Regions from separate parts of the Homo sapiens genome. Here region 2 is linked to region 1. Evidence: chromatin loops called from intact Hi-C (ENCODE). Cell type or tissue: MCF 10A. All regions are shown on one strand. Each heading gives the region's core, and the rest is flanking DNA. Links, peaks and the distances in the headings are about the cores only. Region 1 overlaps KCNK5 (potassium two pore domain channel subfamily K member 5). Region 2 has its middle 52 kb from the start of SAYSD1.

Region 1 (10,563 bases), core at 817-8,816:
GGAGCCACTGATGTGCATCATCTCACTGAATCATGGCAGCCACCCTCTGCAGTAAATTCTGTGATCAGCTCGACCTCACAGTAGAAGCAACAGAATGGACCATAGAGATTGAATAACTTGTCTGAGGCTATGTAGCTAGGAAGTGGAAGGATGAGGTTTTGAACCCAGAGCTCACACTGTGAACTATTCTCTTCTATGTGAGGCTACCTTGAAGGTGGGGCAAAGCAGGGAGCAAAGCATAGAGGCGAGAAAGTGCAGGGCATATGTGGTGTCCTCAGAGTCTTAGGGTGCATGGGGCTAAGAGTTCAGGATACTGAGCTGTGTGACTTCATTGAGCTAGTCATCTCATCTGCAAAATGGGATAATAGTACGGTATGTCCGTCATGCCCATAGGGTCTATGTTAACATGTTAGTGTGTTTGGCACATGTAACAGGTGACTGGCTACGTATTAACTGCTGTTCCTGTACCCAGTTCCTCTGTGTACTCTGTCCCTGACACCACCCTGCAGGACCCATCATGCAGTGAGCTCCTAATCTGGAGATGGGGACAAGGGAACATGATAAAACCCATCAAGTTTCTCCTACTGGAGTCAGTCACCCACTGTTTTCTGTGTCCTGCAAATTAACCACCTAAAACAGTTGATGGTCAACACCTAAAAATAGGGACGGTTTCCTTCTTTCTCTCTTCTAGCAGGGCTCTGCTCAGTCCTGGCTTGTCCCAGGCCTTGGTTAAAAATTTTCTGGAGAATTCCTGCGTCCAGATGGTCTCATGGGTATTCTCCTGGGATGATGGTTACCCAGGGTCTGGGATCAGAGCTGGGCCCTCACTCGAGGCAGACACCACCCACCTCCCCTCTCATCTTTGATTGGCTTTGAAATGTGCATTCTTTTTCCTCTCCTCCATCTAAATATTTGGGTTTCCTGCTGAAATATTTAGGCAGGGCTGTGTACTTCTGGCTGTTGTCACCTCCCGTGCCCCACTGTAATCTGGCTGCAGCTGCTTAGCTGGGCCCCTGCTATGAGCGGGGATGCTTGCCCCCTGAGTCTGGGAGAGAAGCTGTGCAGCTGGTAGCAGGACCCCCTTTGTTCAACGGTGTAGTCTCCAGTCCTGCAGGGCTGCCAGGGGCCTTGTTGGCCACACTGGGTGGGGAGGACACAGCAGAGCCCCCTTCCATTTGTCTGAGTGCTTCTGTGCTTGGGGCTAGGGATGAGGAACCCTCATCTGAACTACTGTGTAGCAGAAAACTGATTCTAACCTGTGTTCTACTTTTACCTGTACTCCGGTTTATGCTGTGTGCCCCTGGCCATATTTTCCCTCTCTGGACTCGTCCATTCATTCAGAAAGGCTTGGAGTGCTAGTTAGGTCCAGCTAGACCATTTGCAACCTTCGTGGGCAGTGGCCATGTCTTCCCAGCCCTGGGCCTGTGTTGCCAGGCCTAGCTCTCAGGATGCTCAGTGAGTGTGTGGATTTCAGTCTTGCTCAGTTTGTTGTGTCCGTCTGTCCAGCACTGTGCTCAGCTCAGGGGGATGCCAAAAGCTGTGTGGCCCTTTTGGTTGGAAGTCTAGTCAGTGCAGCCAAGCCTCTTGCAAGGTCACAGCAGAGTGAATGAAGCCAGGTGCCCCAGGCCCAGACTCTGGTCCTTGGTCTCACAGGCTCTAAGTCATGGAAGGGGTAGGGGTGCCATTATTTTATTTTTATTATTATTATTTTTTGAAACAGAGTCTCACTCTGTTGCCCAGGCTGGAGTGGAACCTGGTTAAGGACAGGTATTCAAGTCACACCTGGGATTTAATACCACCTCTCTGCCTTTACAAATTGTGAGGCCTTGAGCACATTGCATCATCTGAAAATGGAACTAATTATACCCCCCTCGCAAGAGGAAATGCCTGTAAAGCTCACTCAGTGCAGCTTCCAGCTCGAGGCAGCCTTCAAGACCAGCTTATTGTTATCCTCTCCCCTTTGAGGGAGGGACTTTACAGAATAAACTGCTCTCCCTGCCTGAGTCTGTTTATCTCCAGGAGCCCCCTCTTCTTCTTCCCCTATCCCCCATCCCTTGTTCCATCAACTTTTCCCGAATTCCTTTCCCCTGTGAAATAAGGCCCAGGCAGCAGAGGTCAGCAAGAGTACACTGAGCAGGTCTGCCCTTGGTGCTGGAGGGCAGCCGTGGTTTTTGCTTTCAAGGAACTTGAGACAGAGCAAACCATCCAGCTCCTCATTCAGCAGATATTTTACTAAGCACATACTGTGTGTCCAGACCTGTTCAAGGACTGCTGCAAGAGAATCAGCCCTGGTCCCTGCCTCTCTGTGGAAACCAAGAGGGCAAGTTGGACGAGCTGGGGCAGGAGAAAAACATCCCCTTGACCCTTCCTTGTGAAGACTTCTTTAATTTTCAGAGGCTTCTGAGAAGTGCAGTTGGCGGGGAGGCCCACACTGTTTGCAGTGGAGAAGGGCAGTTCCCTAGCTGGGGGCACCTTTGGCATGACTGGAGCCTGCACCACTCCAGGGGGAAGGAGCAGAAGTATTTGCAGGGTGTTGCCAGCAGCACCAGGTACACCACCCAGTCCTCTAAGAGGCTTGCAGCTACACAGACTGTGCTCGTGTGCATCCCAACCTGCCCTTACCATGGGTCTCTGCGGACCCATTCTTCTGAGACCTCCCTTCTATGACTTTTGTGGGCCTGACTCTGGGAGGTCTGGCAGCCAAATGGATGCCATCCCATTCACTAGATGGGGACACCAAGGCCTGGTGAGGATTAGCTGGGGGCAGAACAGTCTCTAGAACCAAGTTCAGATTACTCTAACAACACGGCCTACCCAGATCCAGGCCTTTCTTCTCTGGGTCATTCTCACTTTATTTCTAATCCCTTTTAAAATGGCCCATAGGCTGGGCGTGGTGGCTCATGCTTATAATCCCACCACTTCGGGAGGCCTAGGCGGGTGGATCACAAGGTCAGGAGTTCAAGACCAGCCTGGCCAACACAGTGAAACCCTCTCTCTACTAAAAATACAAAAATTAGCTGGACGTGGTGGTGGGCACCTGTACTCCCAGCTACTCAGGAGGCTGAGGCAGGAGAATCGCTTGAACCTGGGAGGCGGAGGTGGCAGTGAGCCAAAATCGCGCCTCTACACTCCAGCTTGGGTGACAAAGCTAGACTCCATCTCAAAAAAAAAAAAAAAAAAGGCCTGTAAGTCAAAAAAGCTCTTGATGGTATTTTGGGGTGCAGACTCCTTCTACTTACACTAAACTGACCTACCTGATTTCCTAACCTGCCCCAACACACCCGTTCCTGTGATCTTGAGCACCAGCTTCTCCTCCCACTAGTTTTCCAGATAAGAGGCAAAAGTTGAAATTGTGTTGAACCCCAGGCTGGGAAAGGAGGATGTTTTTCTGGGCCAGCCAGGGCCTCAGGCAGAAAGGATCCGATGCCTCCCTGCTCCCCAGGGAGTCTCTCCAGCCCTGGACTTTGCTCCTCCTGCGTCTGCGCCCAAGGAGCTGTTGGCTGGTTTCTCCAGCCTGTCTTGGAGGTTGGCAGGGGGTGGCTCACGCTCTGGGCATTTCTCGTGGCGGCAAATCATAAAATGTGAGGCTGGAGGGAGCTTAGTGGTTATTTAACTGGCCTCCAGCCTCCTGAGTCAAGGCCCAGACCTTTGGAGGTTATGTAACTTGCCCAAGGTTACTCTGCTCACCAGGGGTGGGGGAAGTACAATAAAAGAGCAATTAGAGCTAAGTGGGGGCAATTAGGGAAGGCTTCTTGGAAGCAGTGCCCCAAAGAAGAGATGAGCTGAAAGGGGATTGCCACGTGTCCTAGTAGGGCTCCCATCAGATCACTGCTCCAGCAGTCAAGGATCCTGACAGTGAGATCGTGATCTCAAAACTCAGAAGACCCGCCAGCATCTCCTCCTTTGCCCTTAGACTAAGCCAAAGCCCTGGCTGTGGCCCTGAGTGATTTGGACTCTGCTGCTTGTGTGATCTCGCCTTTCTGGACCCCTGCCGTTGATCCCAGTCAGCCACACTACAGACAGGAAACTCCAGGGGCCAGCTCCTAACAGAGGAGAGGCATTCCACACCCCTGCACACTAATAGCCAGTTTCTTTTTCTTTTCTTTCTTTTTTTTTTTTTTTTTTTTTTTTTGATGGAGTTTTGCTCTTGTTGCCCAGGCTGGAGAGCAATGGCATGATCTCGGCTCACTGCAACCTCCGCCTCCCGGATTCAAGCGATTCTCCCACCTCAGCCTCCGAGTAGCTGGGATTACAGGCATGTGCCACCACACCCAGCTAAGTTTGTATTTTTAGTAGAGACGGGGTTTCTCCATGTTGGTCAGGCGGTTCTCGAACTCTTGACCTCAGGTGATCTGCCCGCCTCAGCCTCCCAAAGTGCTGGGATTAGGGGTGTGAGCCACCACCGCGCCCGGCAGTGAGTTTCAACTTTTACAAAGAACTCAACGTTCGTATCCACTGATGACAGAAAGGACTTTGGGAGGTGGTAGCAAGGATAGTCACACCAGCCCCGCATGACAGCCGTAACGGGAGCTGCCGTGGCCTACATCATGTCGACTTCCCAACAATGATAAGTGACAGGCACTGTGGGGAACCTAATTTTGCAAGGCAACTGAGGCAGAGGGTAAGTAACTTAGTGGAGGTCACATAGCTAGTTAGTGGCCTGAACCCAGGCCCTCTGAGTCCAGAGCCAGAGCTCTGCAGCTGCAGTAGAGGCTGCCGTATCCTAAATTGCTGCCAGTCTTTCGAATCTTGCTAGGCTACAAGCTGCTCCTTGAGACTGGGTTTTCCACACACACCCCATCACTCCCAGCACCCAAGAAGTGCCCCGTGCGCGTGTTAGCTGGCCCCTTTGCTGCCCAGCTCTGCACTGTTCAGTCTTCCAGGTTCTGACACCAAAGTACTGCTGTTTTCTGACCACATTGACCATATATAGTTTTTTTGTTTTTGTTTTGTTTAGTTTTGTTTTGAGATGGAGTCTCACTCTGTCGCCCAGGCTGGGGTGCAGTGGTACGATCTCAGCTCACTGCAACCTCCACCTCCCAGGTTCAAGCGATTCTCCAGTTTCAGCCTCCTGAGTAGCTGGGATTACAGGCATGCACCACCACACCCTGCAAATTTTTTTGTATTTTTAGTAGAGACAGGGTTTCGCCATGTTAGCCAGGCCGGTCTCCAACTCCTGACCTCAGGTGATCTGCCCGCCTTGGCCTCCCAAGGTACTGGGATTACAGGCGTGAGCCACCACGCCCGGCCCCATATATAGTTTTGTTTGACATTTTGGCTATATAAGTGGCTGCCACAGCTCAGAGGTGGGGTTGTTAACTCAATCCCCAGCCCCTCCCCCTACGACTATCCTGACAGCCCTAAGAGGCCCCTGACTTTTGTTTACTGCTTCTAACGCCTGCTGCTTGACAGGTTTGTGGTCAGGGGACCCTGAGACTAAAACCCCCAAGGAGGAATCACGTAAGGGAGATAGAATTGCCTCTTAGCTGTGTTTCTGTCTGACCTGCCAGTCAGCTAAACCCATGCTGTGTCACATCCACTCATTTGGTTTCCCTAGGGTTAACCTCTAGCTGGACTGTGGTCTGCACCTTGGGAGGGTATCGCTTTAGTCTTGCCCACATGGCTTGGAACAGGTTATTCTGTAGCATGCCAAGGACCTCAGGGCGGGGCCCTTTATGGATGTTTATTTTGGCTTGGGTACCCTTTGTGTCTAATGCAAGGTTCCTGCTCCTCTCATGCCCCCAGTGCGGGATGGAGGTAGGCACCTATTCACAGACTCTCTGGAGGAGAAAGACGTCCATCCCCTACCTTCCCTATCACTCCTGTTCAAATAAAATTCTCACCTCCCGGGCAGTGGAATGCATCCTGACAGTGTTAGCTTTGGAAGGGTGCCCTTCTCTTCTCAGCATCCCTGCCCCCTTCAGAGCAGCGAGTGGAAGGGCTGCCTCTCGCCAAGGGGATAAGTGCTGAGTGGGCGAAGTGGGGTGAGCCGAGGCAGTAGTGTCTTGTCAGCACCCCCCGGGTTAGCAGGAAAAGGGAGGGTGTCCTGATTAACAGCTTTTCAACACCTCACCTCCCCCATCTTCCAGACTCTAGCCTCAGCCCTGCAATCCACCCAAATGCATGGCCCAGAGAGTTGGACTCACCCACAGTTGGGAGACTAGAAGACAGCTGAGTCCTGGGCCAGCTCTGCTGACTTGCTGTGTGTTTAGGCCAGGTCACTGCACCTCTCTGAGCTAAGCACTTGTTCAATAAGGCCAATTAAACACTTAGTGCCCGCTGTATGCCCAGTGCTGGATTAAGGGTTGTGGGAATGAAGTACTGGACATCATTTCTGCCTTTGGGGTTGGTGGGAAGGTATCACCATGCAATGCATATTATGAATTGAGTGGGGTTGGGGCATATTGTGAGGGCCTGTGTGCTTCAAGGTAGAAAAGTTCCTGTAGGCTTGGGCTGTTTAGGTGGCTCCCCTGACCCTGGCCTGGGGGTTGCCTCCTTTCTAGCTGCATTGCTCTCTAGGCTCCCCTGCCCCGTGTCAGAGGACATTGCACGGGGACTATTGCCTGGTCTGCACCCTTCTCTGCCCTCCCTCCCTACAAGCCCTCGGTTTTTACCTGATTGGATCCGAAACCTAGCACCAAGCATGAGGGTAATTATTAATGAATGTCCTGAACCATGAAGCCGTGTTTCTCTCTCTCCTTTGTCCTGTCTCCCAACAGCCCCCAAGCCCAGAGGCAGCACCAACAGAGCCCTCCTCTGCCCCTCAGCTGGGCCCACCTCCTGGGAAACAATCTGGAAAACTGTCACTAGCCCCTGCAGTGGGTGTCCTGCCGGGCCAGATTCTCCCCCAAGCCAGCAGATGTGCTGGTGCTGACCATACCCCTCTGCCCGTCATCCATGCAGTGCCCTCCTAGCTGGGGACACTCTGCTCTGTTTGGACAGGTCAGTAGGTTGCCTGGTGAAAGCATGTGTCAGCATCACTCTGGGAGCATGTCTATCTAAACCCAGGGCAGGCTCCCACAGCCGAGGCAGGTACTTTTGGGTCCTGTTCTAGAAGGTTCCTGTCACCACCAACCACACTGGAAATTCAGAGTTCACAGAACTCAGTTTTGGCACAGCCTCTCTTTTTGGAATGCTCTGAGACTGAGAGCTGCTGCATATGGTCAAACCCTCCATCTCCACCTACCCACCGTTGGGGTTATTGTGTACACATCTTTTTTTTTTTGAGACAGAGTCTCACACCATCACCCAGGCTGGAGTGCAGTGGTGCGATCTCGGCTCACTGCAACCTCCACCTCCTGGGTTCACGCAATTCTCCTGCCTCAGTCTCCTGAGTAGCTGGGATTACAGGCCCACACCACCACACCCGGCTAATTTTTTGTGTTTTTAGTAGAAACGGGGTTTCACTATGTTGGCCAGGCTGGTCTGGAAAATGGGGTTTCACTATGTTGACCAGACTGGTCTGGAACTTCTAACCTCATGATCCGCCCACCTCAGCCTCCCAAAATGCTGGGATTATAGGTGTGAGCCACCACACCCAGCCTGTGTACACATCTTAAAATTTTCCCTAGACTCTAAGCTGCCTGAGGCCGGCTTCCCACCCGTGTATACACATTCTTACACCCCTCTTCCCCACTGCTCTGCACACAATTTAATCTGTGCTTATTGAACTGGTGGGCTCTGGCCTGTGGCATGGGAGACCCTTAGACAGGCTGGAATAGGGACCTGGTGCTTCCATTTGGTGTTTCTCAAAGTGGGCCTGAGGCATGAACCAGACTTCAAGTTATACAAAATCAAGATGAGGAGGGTGAGGAAAGCAGGAAGATGCAAGTTAAAGTGTGTGGTTCTCTCCGTTAATATTGCGTCATAGAAACTCAATTTAAAAACAGAAGCCAGGCAGGGCCGAGTTGGGGAGACAGGATTATTGATGACTTTTTCTTTCTCTGCCTCTCACATTTTCTGTAATGTGGTTGTATTGCTTTTATAACAAATAACTCAATTTTTTAAGGGATAAAATACATGCATGTACCATTACCCACTTCCACACTGGTTATTTTTAATGTGTGAGGTATACAAACATCTGGTTTTAGCAGAACATACTCTGAAAACCAGTATCACTTTTGTAATCACTAACAGTGTATAGTTGACCCTTCGTATCTGTGGGCTCCAAAGGACTGACTGTGGGACTTGAGCACTGCAGATCTGGGTATCCACAGGGGGTCTTGGAACCAATCCCCCTCCAAGGATACCAACCTGGATTGGTTCCCGGGGACTGTATTGAACACCTGACTGGGAGATGCTCTGGTCCTAGTTCATTCATGTCTTTCGAGCCTAGTTCGTTCTTGTCTTTTGAGTCTTTAAATTTAGCTAGCAGACTGCTAGCTTCCTTGGCAGCAGTGCTGTGGAATGCTTTGAGGAGAAGGACAAGAGAAACTAGGTGAGCCTTTGGTCTGCAGACCAAGTTGGAGGTAGTATACCAGGACAGAGAGTCACCAAGAAGAGAGTGTGGCAGGGCCAGGGACACCCATCCGGCTGTTTCCAGTGTTGATCCATTTCCCACACAAAGGTGGTGGGGGTGTGGTCTGGGAGGGGAGTCCTGCAGAGGCCCATGGACAAGTGCAGCCTTGGACCCACTGTGCTCTCAGCTCCACCCGGTCCCGTGGGGGCCCAAGACTTGCCCTGTCCTTCAGATGAACGAAAAACACAAGCACAGGCAAGACTTGAAACAGCACAGGACTGTTTGTAATCCAAAGTCAGGAATGTGCTATGGACAGTGGCCCATGGCATGGGTCATCCTGAGGGTCCAGGGGAGGCAGGCTCTGCCAAAGGAGGCTGCAGGTAGGATGTGCTTGATACAGTCTTGGTACTAGTATGGTAGTCACTACCCACATGCCGCTATGCAATTTTACCTTTTTGACTTGATATTACTAATCATTACGCCTGCTTACTTATTTATTTTTTGAGACAGAATCTCTCTCTGTCACCCAGGCTGGAGTGCAGTGGTGCCATCTTGGCACACTGCTACCTCTGCTTCCTGGGTTCAAGCCATTATCCTGCCTCAAGCCTCCTGAGTAGCTGGGATTACAGGCATGCACGACCACACCTGGCTAATTTTTGTATGTTTTGTAGAGACGGGGTTTCACCATGTTGGCTAGGCTGGTCTTGAACTCCTGACTTCCAAGTGATCTGCCTACCTCAGCCTCCCAAAGTGCTGGGATTACAGGCCTGAGCCGCCGTGCCTGGCCTGCCTGCTTAATTTAATTTTTTCTTTTCTTTTTTTCTTTTTGAGACAGAGTTTTGCTCTTGTTGTCCAGGCTGGAATGCAATGGTACGATCTCAGCTCACTGCAACCTCCGTCTCCTGGGTTCAAGAGATTCTCTTGCCTCAACCTCCAGAGTAGCTGGGACTATAGGCATTCACCACCATGCCCAGCTAATTTTTGTATTTTTAGTAGAGACGGGGTTTCACCATGTTGGTCAGGCTGGTCTTGAACTCCTGACCTCATGTGATCTACCCACGTTGGCCTCCCAAAGTGCTGGGATTATAGGCATGAGCCACCGCACCCAGCCTGCCTGCTTAATTTAAAATTAAAACTAATAAAATTCAATTTTAGTTCTCCAGTCACTGGCTACATTTCTAGTGCTCCGTAGCCAGTGGGGACTGCGCAAATACAGAGCATTTCCATCATCGGAGAGTTCTCTTGGGCAGTACTAGAGTATTGGGCCAGAACCCGAGGTTTCTAATGCCACATCTGGCCTCCCTCTGCGCCTCGTCAGCTTTCATTTCTGCTCTGGTCCTATCCACTGGAAAACTTGTAAGCACAGCCGAGGCGAGCGCACCCCCTGGACCAGCTGACAGAAAGCATGTGTTTGTGCAAGCCGTGTGATTGCCTTGCCAGGTCAGTCCTCGTGGACTCAGATTGTTCAGCAGTGGCTCCCTTGGAGGTGGACCAGGCTGTAGAAAGAGAATCCTTTTTCATTGATCTCTGACTTGTTGCTCATAGTCTCCAGATTCCTTCTAATGGCCTGCTCCAGCCCAGCCTCCCCACTCTGCGGGGAAGCACCAAGTATCCCTCAGCTCTTATGGTTCATAATGTACACTGATCAGGTGATTTTACCAGCTAAGCAGGTATTTCTCTTCTTAGGGTGAAAACTATCTTCCCACCACAAATCTAGAAGGAATGGAAGAAGGGGACGGCTAAAATTTTCAGTTTTCCAGGTTTTTTTAGGGCCCATGGTGGGGGTCCCGGGCCAGGAAAGGTGGAGTAGGGGAAGGGGAGGAGGGGCGGGCACTGTTTTTAGGATGGGTGGAACACCTGACTGGGAAATTGCTCTGGTCCTTGTTCATTCATGTCTTTTGAGCCTCAGTTCCCCATCTGTGTTTTGGCTTCTTGCTCTGCTTCATGCTCCATTGCTTGGGCTTGAAGGAGCATGGAGTGAGCCCCTGGGACTGTCCTGGCCTCGCTGTTGGTTTGTTGGCTGCTTTCTCTGCCATCTTCTGCTGTCATGTCCCTCTTTCCCGACTCCTGCCTGTCTCTTGTTAAACTATGAGATCCTCCTGAGC
Region 2 (10,563 bases), core at 1,544-9,543, 50 kb after region 1:
CCATGAAGGCAAGGGTGGCAGCAGTAGCCTCTGACAAGTGTGAGGCATGGAAACCTGCCTAATCTCGAGCCTGACTTACCAGCCTGCTGGGAACCCTCCCAGAACCCAGCGTGTGGTATGATGGGGCCTGCCTACCCTCCATGACTGCAACCCTACACTACCAAAGCCTCTGCAGGCTGAGTTGACTTCCTGAAGTTGGCAGGAATAGGGGTGGATTATGGAGCAAGATGGAGCCTGGCCCTGTTGAATTCAGTGAAGCAGGCTAGGGCAGCTCAAGGCAGAGAAGAAGCTTGGAGAGCCCTGGCTCCCAACTTCACCTTCAAACCCTGGGTCATCCCCTGTGGCAGAGACTACTTGTTGCCTCTTAATATTCATTCTCCTATTCTTACACAGTAATTGAATTTGTAGCTGGCTCCCTAGCTAAAGATTACATTTCTCAGACTCCCTTGCAGCTACATGTGGTCACATGACTGACTTATGTCCCAACGAGATATGAGCAGACATGGCGTGTGCAACCTCTGGATAGTGCCTTTAAAAGGAAGAGGAGTGCAAATGTGATGGCAGGAGCTGGAACAATCACTTTAGACCATATGAAACAGAAGCTATATGCTGAAGGTGGCCATGCAATAAGGCAGAAGGCACATGGCTTCCCCCACCATTGAGTTGCCATATTGTGGACCATCTACTCAGACGTTTACATGAGAGAGAAATCAAAGTGTTTCTTGTTTAAGTCTCTGTATTTGCAGTCTCTTTTTATAGCAGCCTATTATGTGTCCTAATAAAAATAGCTCCTTGATGAAGCCTTCTGTGACACCCTCCTAGTCTAGACGAAGTAGGTGTCACTTCTTGCACCCCTGACTGGATATTTTTCGGATGAGAAAACAATGACCCAAGGTCACATTTACAGTTAATTTATAATGGAGCTGAGGCTTGAAGCCAGGTTCAAAGCATTGGCCTGAATGAAGGCCAAGGTTCCTTCACTTTCTAATATCCTAAGGTTCTCCGTAACCTACTAATCAAAGGGTATGGCAGGCACAGAGACCTTACTGGAGGCACTCATCTCATCAGATGCAAGGGTCTTCCCCACTCTCTGCTCCCTGGCCACACTGACCTTTCAGTTCTAAAAACCAGCCATACACTGTTTCGCCTCAGGGCCTTTACATGAGCTGTTCCACTGCCTAAAATATGCTTCTCTCCTCTTTTCACCAAGTTGACCTTTTCAAAATGCAACTCAAGCGACACTTCTTCAGGAAAATCTTACCTGTCAGTCCCACTAGACTGAGAGCTCCAAAAGGGCAGAGACCAGGTCTGGCTTTTACTTATTGTTTGATCCCTAATGCCTGGAATGGTGCCACAGCAAACGTGTGAAATGAATGAATGAATCCACCTGAAAGGCCAGGGCTGTAACCCCACCTGGAGCTTGGGAAATAGCTGGGCTGACCTCCTAAGGTGTCTTCCAAACCCAAGAGTACAGTCTACCAGGAGTGATGTTGTAATCCATGACTTACCCAGGGGAAAACTCTCATCCAGGGTCCAGGAAGCTCCTAGAGAGGTGCCTCAGAAACTTTCATATGTATATGAATAACCAGTCTCTGATTCAGTAGGTCTGGGTTGACCCAAGATTCTGCATTTCTAAGATGCTGCTGGTGCATGAACCACACTTGTGGGTAGCATAGCCCTAGAGGGCCCCAGATTCCCTCTAGGAGTCCATCTGTCCACTTCCCTGCTCTGCTCTGTTCTGCCTCTCATCTGTGAAATCTGTCTTTCCAGAAGGAGCTCCCAGTCTCAGCCAGGAAGGCTCTGGGTCTCCCTGTAAAATGGAACGCATGGCTCAGCACGCCACCTTCTTCTTTGCCCCAGAGCCTGGCTCTTTAGTCTGGGGAGGTAGGTCTTTCATCCTATTAGCCTCCCAGGACAGCATCCAAGATCAAGGCCCAATCTGTCCACCCCAGAGGCGCCACACCACAAACCTGGCAACTGTACCCTGGATGCCCTGCCCTTGCTGCCAGCCACCACCTCCTACCCTCTCAAGGCCAATTCTCCGTCTTGGCACTGGTGGCTGCTGTGACACTCTTGGACCGGCGCCACCCCTTTAACTTTGTGTTTTTCCAGGGTTAATTGACTTTAAAACACAAAGGCTATGTGTGTAGGAAGGTTATATCAGAAAAGAGAACATAGACTTGTCCACAGAGTTTCCCTTGTTGTACGGTGGGTGTATGTGTGTGCTGTGTGTCTGTCTGCCCATGGGGTCCTCAGTGTTGACATCTGGGTGTGCCTGTGTGTCTTCCTGGGGCTCTGACTCTAGTGCTCTGAGCTTTGGATTGGGGTGTGTGTGGCATTGGGAGGGGGAAGGCAGGAAGGAAGGGCTAGGGCACCAGCAGCTTCATCCCTGGGCTTCTCCTTTTGCCTTCACTGAATAAACATCTTGTTTGTCCACCAGACAGGCAGCATAGCCCTAGGGCATACACAGCTTCCGCTGCCCCCCAGGGCTCAGGACTGGCCAGACCTGCACAGGAAGTCTGGCTGAACCATAATCCAGGCGTGGGAAATGCCAAGGCAAGAGGCATCATGCCAGGCCCGGACACCCGCCTCCCACCCCCACCCTGTTGATGGGACCAGGCAGCGCCCTTGGCGAATGTACCTTCATCACAGCACAGCCCAGAGCCAAGCCTCCTCACCGCACTACCCCCACCTCCCTTGTGCCGTCTGGAAGCACAATGGGGCCACTTCAGAGCAAAATCTCATCTGTGAAATCCGTCTTTCAAGAAGGAGCTCCCAGTCTCAGCCAGGAAGACTCTGGGGCTCATTGTAAAATGGAACGCATGGCTCAGCACGCCACCTTCTTCTTTGCTAGAGTCACCTGTGACCAGGTGGAGGACAGGGGTCCCAGCAGCCTCACATTCCAAATCCCACCACACAGGGCCGTCTAGCAAAGCCAGGGGAGCTTAGAGAGAGTGAGCTCCACATCACTGGCAGCGTGACTGTCCCTGAGGGATAGGTGATCTTGCCACTTTGAGCCTTAGGAGTTAGAGATGTCAGTGTTTCATCCCTCTGCCTCTGGACCAGACTGCAAGGAAGGGAATCAGTCTTGAGTTTAAAGAGTGCTAGAAAAGTTGATTTCGGAGCTTCTCTACGTCCCTAGATCACTCATGAATTCTTCCTTTCTTCCACCTCTCATTTGAACAGTGTTAATTCTTCTGCTTTCCATGATGTTTATGAATGAATTGGGGTGTCCCTTTTCTTGCAACAGAAAGTGACTAGGGTCATGCAAGTGACAAAAAGGGTAGTTTCCAAATATTATTGGACCAGAACCCATTTAGGGTCCCTCCTGCCCAGGCCCTTGACCCCCCCCTGCACAGAGGCCCAAACAAGAACCATGGGACAGAACCTTGGAGGGTGCTAACTCCTGTTGGCGCCCAGGGCTCTGGGAGTTAAGACAAGCATGTGTGTGAGGGAGGTACGAGGGCGGGGGTATTCTTTACTTCTTGGCCTGGCCTCCCATAGGGAGCTTGGACAGCTGGGTGGTCAGCCTCACTATCCCACATCACCCCATCCCTCGATGTTCTCAGTCACTTTAAGTGCTCCTAGTCCTCAGGATCTGCTTCCTCTGCAGTCTGACCCAGTATCAGAGCTAGAAAGTTACCATGCAGATGAGGATAGGTCAGCAGGTGAGGGCTCTCACTCTCAAACCCTCAGAGGGTGCAACAGGATTCAAAGCCCGTGAGTTCCAGTGAGGCTTGGACCTCACTCTTGGCAGCTCAACCTCAAGGACTTTCCTGACTCACGACACAGTCAGAGAGGTGGGTTTGGTCTTGTGCTTGGAGTTTGAGCTATGCTCTTCGCAGATATTGAGATGTAGTCTTGAGTGCTTTTAAGACTTCTTTCTGAATGTCTGCATATGGTTGTGTGTGTGTAGATGTGTTTGTGTGAATGCACTTACATGAGAGAGAAAAAGGAATAGAGAGGCAGAAAGACAGCGGCAGGGAGGGACAGGAATAGCCCATCCAAGACGCTAGAGGTGGAGTCTCTCTCCACTCCAGACTGCGGCTGCTTCTCCCCTCAGACTGGGGCTACCTGAGGACTGGGCTGTGTCTCCCCTCAGACTGGGGCTCCCTGAGCTCGGGGCTCTGTCTCCCCTCAGACTGGGGCTCCCTGAGAACGAGGCTGTGTCTCCCTCAGACTGGTGCTCCCTGAGGATGCAGCTGTGTCTCCCCTCAGACTGGGGCTCCCTGAGGACGGGGCTGTGTCTCCATCAGACTGGGGCTCCCTGAGAAGCTGGTCCCCTGAGGACTGTTTTGTACTCTGCATATGTGTCTCCCACACGTGTGGGATGAGTTCACTTTCCCTGAGTTTCGGCAGCTTCTGTAGAAACACTCAGGGAACAGCAGTCTGTTTCTGGGCTGGAGTTCAGGGAGGTCTGGCTTGGATCTTCTTAACAGACATGACTCTGGGACTCCCCAAGGTCTGCCCAGACTCTGCCCACTGAGTGCTGCCCCTCCATCCCATTCCCTCACTCTTCCCTTCCCGCTGCTGTGGGGCAGAGAGGGTTGGAGTGTGAGGTCTCTGGACTAAGGCCGTCCCTGCCAAGCAGTCCTTCTTCTTGACTCCTCAGGCTCCAGCACACCAGATTCATGGGCTGAGTGATGGGCCGAGGGGCTTTACCGCGGGGCCTCTGGCATCCCCTCTTCCTGCCCTTCCCCATGTGGCAAGCTCTCTCCCCACTCATCCCTTGCCCTGTGTGGGTCCCTTCTTGCCTGTCATGAGCTCTTGCCTTGAAGGAGGTGTCCAGGAGCCAGGAAAGATGGAAGAGAAGGACCAGGAATAAGAAGAAAAGAAAGATCACAAGGAGGGTGCTGCCTGGGCCCAGCAGCCATACAATTAGGTGATGTGTGCTGGGTTTGTAAATTATCTCTCTTATCATTTTTGCTTTGATGCAGAACAAACAGAACTCCCCATGGCATTTAAGTCTCTCAAAGGCTGGGATCTTTGTTTTGCTCTCTGTTGTCTCCCGAGTGTCTAGATGCCCAGCCCATAGCAGGTGCTTGGTTAATGACTGTGGGACGGGTGACAGAGTCTCAGCCGGTTGTGTGGGCATGGACTTTTGGACTCTTCTTCCAACAGTTCCAAGTCCCTGTCCAGCCCACCTTGCTCCCCACACGTTCCTAGGGGGTTCCCTTAGGGATCTCACAGGCTCTGTGGAACCCACTTTGAGAACACCTGGAGGAGCTGTCCTCTTCAAATTCTAAGCTCCCGAGGAAGGGGAGAGAAGGAGGAGGAAGCATGGAGTGAAGGGGACTCCAGTAATTTCGAGTCGGGGCTGAATGTGGGAGTTTGTGGTGGGAGATGGAGGCTTCTCCAGCAGCAAGCCCCGCCCCAGCTAAGGGAAACCCAGAAGAGACCATTGAGAGTCAAAGTTATGTATTCTGAAGGCTGATGAGCGCTCATTGGAGGAGAGGTGTCTGGGCAGGATGCTGGCAGCTGGGGGCTCTGAGGGTGTCGCAGGGAAGCAGAGCCACCTGCCCGTCTCTGGAGACCTCGAGTCCCTCCCGCCCGTAGATCGTCACATGCAGCGCCACTGCCCCCTTGTGGTCATGCCGCCAGCAAAGCCGAAGCGTCCTGTCCCTGCAGTGGGGATGCTCTAAGTGCCTGGAGGACGAAGACCTCCCCCAAAGCCAGATGCTCTCTGGCTGGGATCAGAACCAGATAACTCAGGGAATCTGCCTCTGGCTTCCCTTTCTCCTTCAGGCCAAGGCTCCCAAAGCAAGAACCATCAGAAACCAAAGCCACGTGGTGCGGTGTGTCCAGCTCCGGCCTGGGAGTATAGAGACCAGGGCGTGAATACTGCTGTCCTCAACATGCTGTGTGACTTGGATAAGTCTGATAACCTCTCTGAGCCTCCATGTTCTTGTTTATAAAATGAGACTCACAGTTCCCATCCCACAGGCCTCAGGAGCTGTTGCGAGGGCTTGTGAGACACCTTTTGCAAAAAGCCCTGGGCAGAGAGGGGTGAGGCTGGAAGGCTTCTGCCAGGAGAAAGCAGCGCTGGGGAGTTTGTGGGAGACAAAGGTGAAGAGGAGAGTGGGAAGAAGGAATTTGCAGTTGAGGGACCCCAGAGACAGGCCCTCAGGATTCATCACCCTTTGCCTTTAAGAAATTCATCTTGTCTGCAAAGCTCCCCAGATCCCAGCAATTCCCCACCAGGAGCTGGGACCATGTCCCTCCTGTCCTCCTCTGTTGAGCCTCATGCTGGCCCCATGGTGCAATACTATAGCCAGACATTAGAGCCCTCAGGTCTGCTGGACAATTGATGCACAGAGACCACCAGGTTTATTCTCCCCCAGCTCTGAGGTAATATAACAAGGATCGCCTTTCCTCTAGTTTTCAACGTGCTCTTCATTTCTGTCTGAGACCTCACTGGAAGCACCTTTAACATTCATATTGCTGCCAGGCACCATGGCTCACATCTGTAATCTCAGCACTTTGGGAGGCCAAGATGGGCTGATCACTCAAGGCCAGGAGTTTGAGACCAGCCTGGCCAACATGGCGAAACTTCATCTCTACTAAAAAAAAAAAAGAAAAAGAAAAAGAAAAATTAGCCAGGCATGGTAGTGGGTGCCTGTAATCCAGCTACTTGGGAGGCTGAGGCACCAGAATCATTTGAACCCAGGAAGTGAAGGTGGCAGTGAGCCGGATCGCACCACTGCACTCCAGCCTGGGCAAGAGTGAGACTGTTTCCACAAAGGTTAAAAAAAAAAGAGAGAGAGAGATATTCATATTTCTAGCAACAATCTCTTTGAGGGTAATCTAGGCTTTTTCTGTCATGCGCCTTCCAATGCTTTCAGCCTCCACCCATTATCCAATTCCAAATCTACCTCTGCATTTTTAAGTATTTGTTATAGCAGCACCCCAGAACCACCTAGAAGCTACTGGAAGAGGCACAGGACAGATTTCTCCCTCAGAGCCCCCGGAAAGAACCAACTCCACGGACCTTGATCTCAGACTTCTGACCTCCAGAACTGTGAGATAGATTTCTGTTGTTCTCAACTACCTAGTTTGTGGTACTGTGTTATGGCAGCAAACATATTAGTTTGCCCTAGCAAACGAATACACACCATTGCATCCTCTTTCAGCTACCTGGCTGTGCTCCTGCCTCCAGAGCAGCCCCTCATCTCCAGCTCTGCCTCCACCCTCTAGTCTTCAGTCTCTTCTGCAGGCCCTCACCACTCCTGTGGCATCCATCTTGAATCTCTGCAATGATCCCAAATCCAATTCTAAGTCACTTCGAGGTCAATCACTGTCCTGACAATAATTGTCCCAGCTCATGTTTCCTGCTCTATCACGTGGCAGGCACAAGGTTAAGTGTTTACTGCCGTTCCCTCATGGAATCCTTGCTTGAGGATTGTCCCATTTTAAAGAAGATGAAACTGAGGTTCAGAGAGGCTAAGTAACTTGCCAAAGCCACATAGCTCATATACGTTGCGTTATGTGAAAATCTATGCTCATAATCAGTGCACTCGCGTGTCTCCTACACACTGTTCTGCCTCTCCCAGAGACATGGTTTCCAACTGCCTTCCACATCACCACCTGGAAAGCCTTAGGTCTCCTCAAGTTCACTGTGTCTAGGACAGCTTGATGATTCCTCCCCTCCACACACACACACCTCACACCAATCCCTTTCTCCACTTCCTGTAATGGCCCTGGAGTCACACGGGCTGGAGACCTGGCTTCCCCTCAGCATTCTTCCAGGGCCTCTCAGAGCTTGGAGGAGGCTGGGACCACTTCTTCTTTTGAGACCCCAGTATATAGATTTTTTAATTTTAAGTTTTTATTGATTGATTGATTTTTTTTTCTTTGAGATGGAGTCATGCTCTGTCACCCAGGCTGGAGTGCAGTGGTGTGATCTCGGCTCATGGCAACCTCTGCCTCCTGGGTTCAAGCAATTCTCCTGCCTCAGCCTCTTGAGTAGCTGAGACTACAGGCGCCTGCCACTACACCTAGATAATTTTTGTATTTTTAGTAAAGACGGGTTTTACTATATTGGTCAGGCTGGTCTCGAACTTCTCACCGCAAGTGATCTGCCCACCTCGGCCTCCCAAAGTGCTGGGATTACCGGCATGAGCCACCGCACTTGGCCTGAATGATTGATTGATTGATTTTTAAAAATTTTAAATACAGTAGTATTCAGTTTTTTGGTGTTTAATTTTTATGAATTTTGACATATGCCTAGATTCTTGTAACCACCACTACAAATAGGCTACAGAACCATGGCAGCACCCTGGGGAGTGCCAAGCCCTGGAAACCACTGATCTGTTTTCTGTCCTGTATTCATTTCCTGTGGCTGAGGTAACAAATTACCACAAATTTAGTGGCTTCGAAAACTGAGATTTATTCTCTCAAAGTTCTGGAGTCCCAAAGTACAACTTCAACATCATGGGGCCACAATCAAGGTGTCGGTAGGGCCACATTTCCAACACTGAAATTTCTAGGGGAGAATCCATTCCTTGCCCCTTCCAGCTTCTGGTGGCTGCCAGCATTCCTTGACTTGTGGGCACACTAGCCTAATCTCCATGGCTAGCATCTCCAAGTCTCTCTCTCAGTTCCCTCTTCCTATCACCAATTCTTCTGTGTCAAATCTCCTGCCTCCGTCTTATAAGGACACTTGTGATTAAGAGACCCATCTCCAGATACTTAATCACACCTGCAAAATTCTTTTTTGCCAGATGTGTTAACATTCACAGACTCCAGTAATACATTTTGGGGCATTACTTAGCCTAGTGCATGTCCCTACCACCTTTTTCAGAAGGCCATATGAATGGAATCACACAGTATGTAATCTTTTGAGACTCAGCATAATGCCTTTGAGATCCATCCAAGTTGTTACATGCATCTGCAGTTTGTCCTTTTTTATTGCTACTTCTATTATTTATTATTTTATTATTATTATTATTATTATTATTATTTTGAGACAGAATCTTGCTCTATCTCCCAGGCTGCAGTGCAGTGGCATGATCTCAGCTCACTGCAACCTTAGCCTCCTGGGTTCAAGCAATTCTCCTGACTCAGCCTCTCGAATAGCTGGGATTACAGGCGTGTGCCACCACACCTGGCTAATTTTTGTATTTTTAGTAGAGACGGGGTTTCACCATGTTGGCCAAGTTGGTCTCTCACTCCTGACCTCAAGTAATCTGCCTGCCTCAGCCTCCCAAAGTGCCGGGATTACAAGCATAAGCCACCATGCCTGGCTGATTTTATTATTTTTTTTTATTGTATGGTTTGTTTATCCATGGTATGGATGTATCACAGTTTATTTGTTCACCAATTGAAGAATATTTGGGTTATTCCCAATTTGGGTGATTATGAATTGTGCTGCTATAAACATTTGTGGACGGATTTTTGTATGAACAAATTTCAGTTCTCTAGAATAAATACCCAGGAGTGGGAATGTGAGGTTGTGTGGTAAGTGTATACATAACTATAAGAAACCGACACACCATTTCCAGAATTGCTGTACTATTTATTATTCCCACCAACAACATAGGAAAGTTGCTCCTACATCCTTGATAGCACTTGGTATTGTCAGGTATTCAAAAAATGTTTAGCCATAGCCATTCTACTAGGTCTGTAAGGATACATCATGGTTATTTTAATTTTGTATTTCCCTAATGACTAAATGATGAGCATGTCTTTATGTGTGTGTTGTCATCTGAATAACTTCTTTGGTGAAATGTTGCTTCAAACTTTTTGTCTATTTTTTTTTTTTTTTTTTTTGAGACGGAGTCTCACTACGTGGCCCAGGCTGGAGTACAGTGGCGCGATCTCAGCTCACTGCACGCTCCACCTCCCAGGTTCACACCATTCTCCTGCCTCAGCCTCCCGAGTAGCTGGGACTACAGGCACCTGCCACTATGCCTGGCTAATTTTTTGTATTTTTAGTAGAGACGAGGTTTCACCATGTTAGCCAGGATGGTCCCGATCTCCTGACCTCATGATCCGCCTGCCTTGGCCTCCCAAAGTGTTGGGATTACAGGTGTGAGCCACTGCGCCCAGCCCTTTTTGTCTATTTTTAAAAATCAGGTTGTGTGTTTCTCATTGAGTTTTGACAGTTCTTTATATATTCTGGATACGAATTCTTTGTCAGACAAATGATTGGCAAATATTTTCTCTCCCATTCTGTGGCTTGAATTTTCACTGTCTTAACAGTGTCCTTAGCAGAGTAAAGTTGTTAATTTTCATGAAGTTAAGTTTATCTTGTTTTCTTTTGTGGATGATATTGGTGTTATATCTGAGAACTCTTTGGCAAACTCAAGGTCACAGAGATTTTTCCTGATGTTTTCTTATGAGAGTTTTATGATTTCACATTTTATATTTAGGACTATGATCCATCTTAGGTTAATTTTTATATAAGTTGGGAGTTATACGTTCATTTTTAAAGTATATGTCTGTCTACTGGTCCCAGCATCTTTGTTTGTTTGTTTGTTTTTTAAGACAGGGTCTTGCTATGTTGCTCAGACTGGTTTCAAACTCCTGGGCTCAATCGATCCTCCCGCCTTGGCCTCCCAAAGT

Evidence for each region. A loop is a pair of places that touch in the nucleus more often than their neighbours do. Peaks named below come from ENCODE experiments on the same cell type or tissue, not always from the same donor. Only the 100,000 strongest peaks of a DNase experiment are listed, where the experiment ranks them.
Region 2: a loop joins it to region 1, with 4 times the contacts of the local background. A loop is called at or near these places in 8 of 110 quality-filtered maps.

The regions. Positions count from the first base shown.
Region 1 is chr6:39,210,688-39,221,250 of GRCh38, reverse strand. The region is part of intron 1 of KCNK5 (potassium two pore domain channel subfamily K member 5); the gene reads left to right. Among named protein-coding and RNA genes, the nearest start is that of KCNK5, 14 kb to the left of the region's middle. RefSeq lists an enhancer at 7,005-7,174. In MCF 10A, for the core only: no CTCF peak of the experiment used is centred there; DNase peaks (open chromatin) are centred at 3,520 and 5,710.
Region 2 is chr6:39,161,613-39,172,175 of GRCh38, reverse strand. No RefSeq gene overlaps it. Among named protein-coding and RNA genes, the nearest start is that of SAYSD1, 52 kb to the right of the region's middle. In MCF 10A, for the core only: a CTCF peak has its summit at 5,574 (motif pointing left); a DNase peak (open chromatin) is centred at 5,585.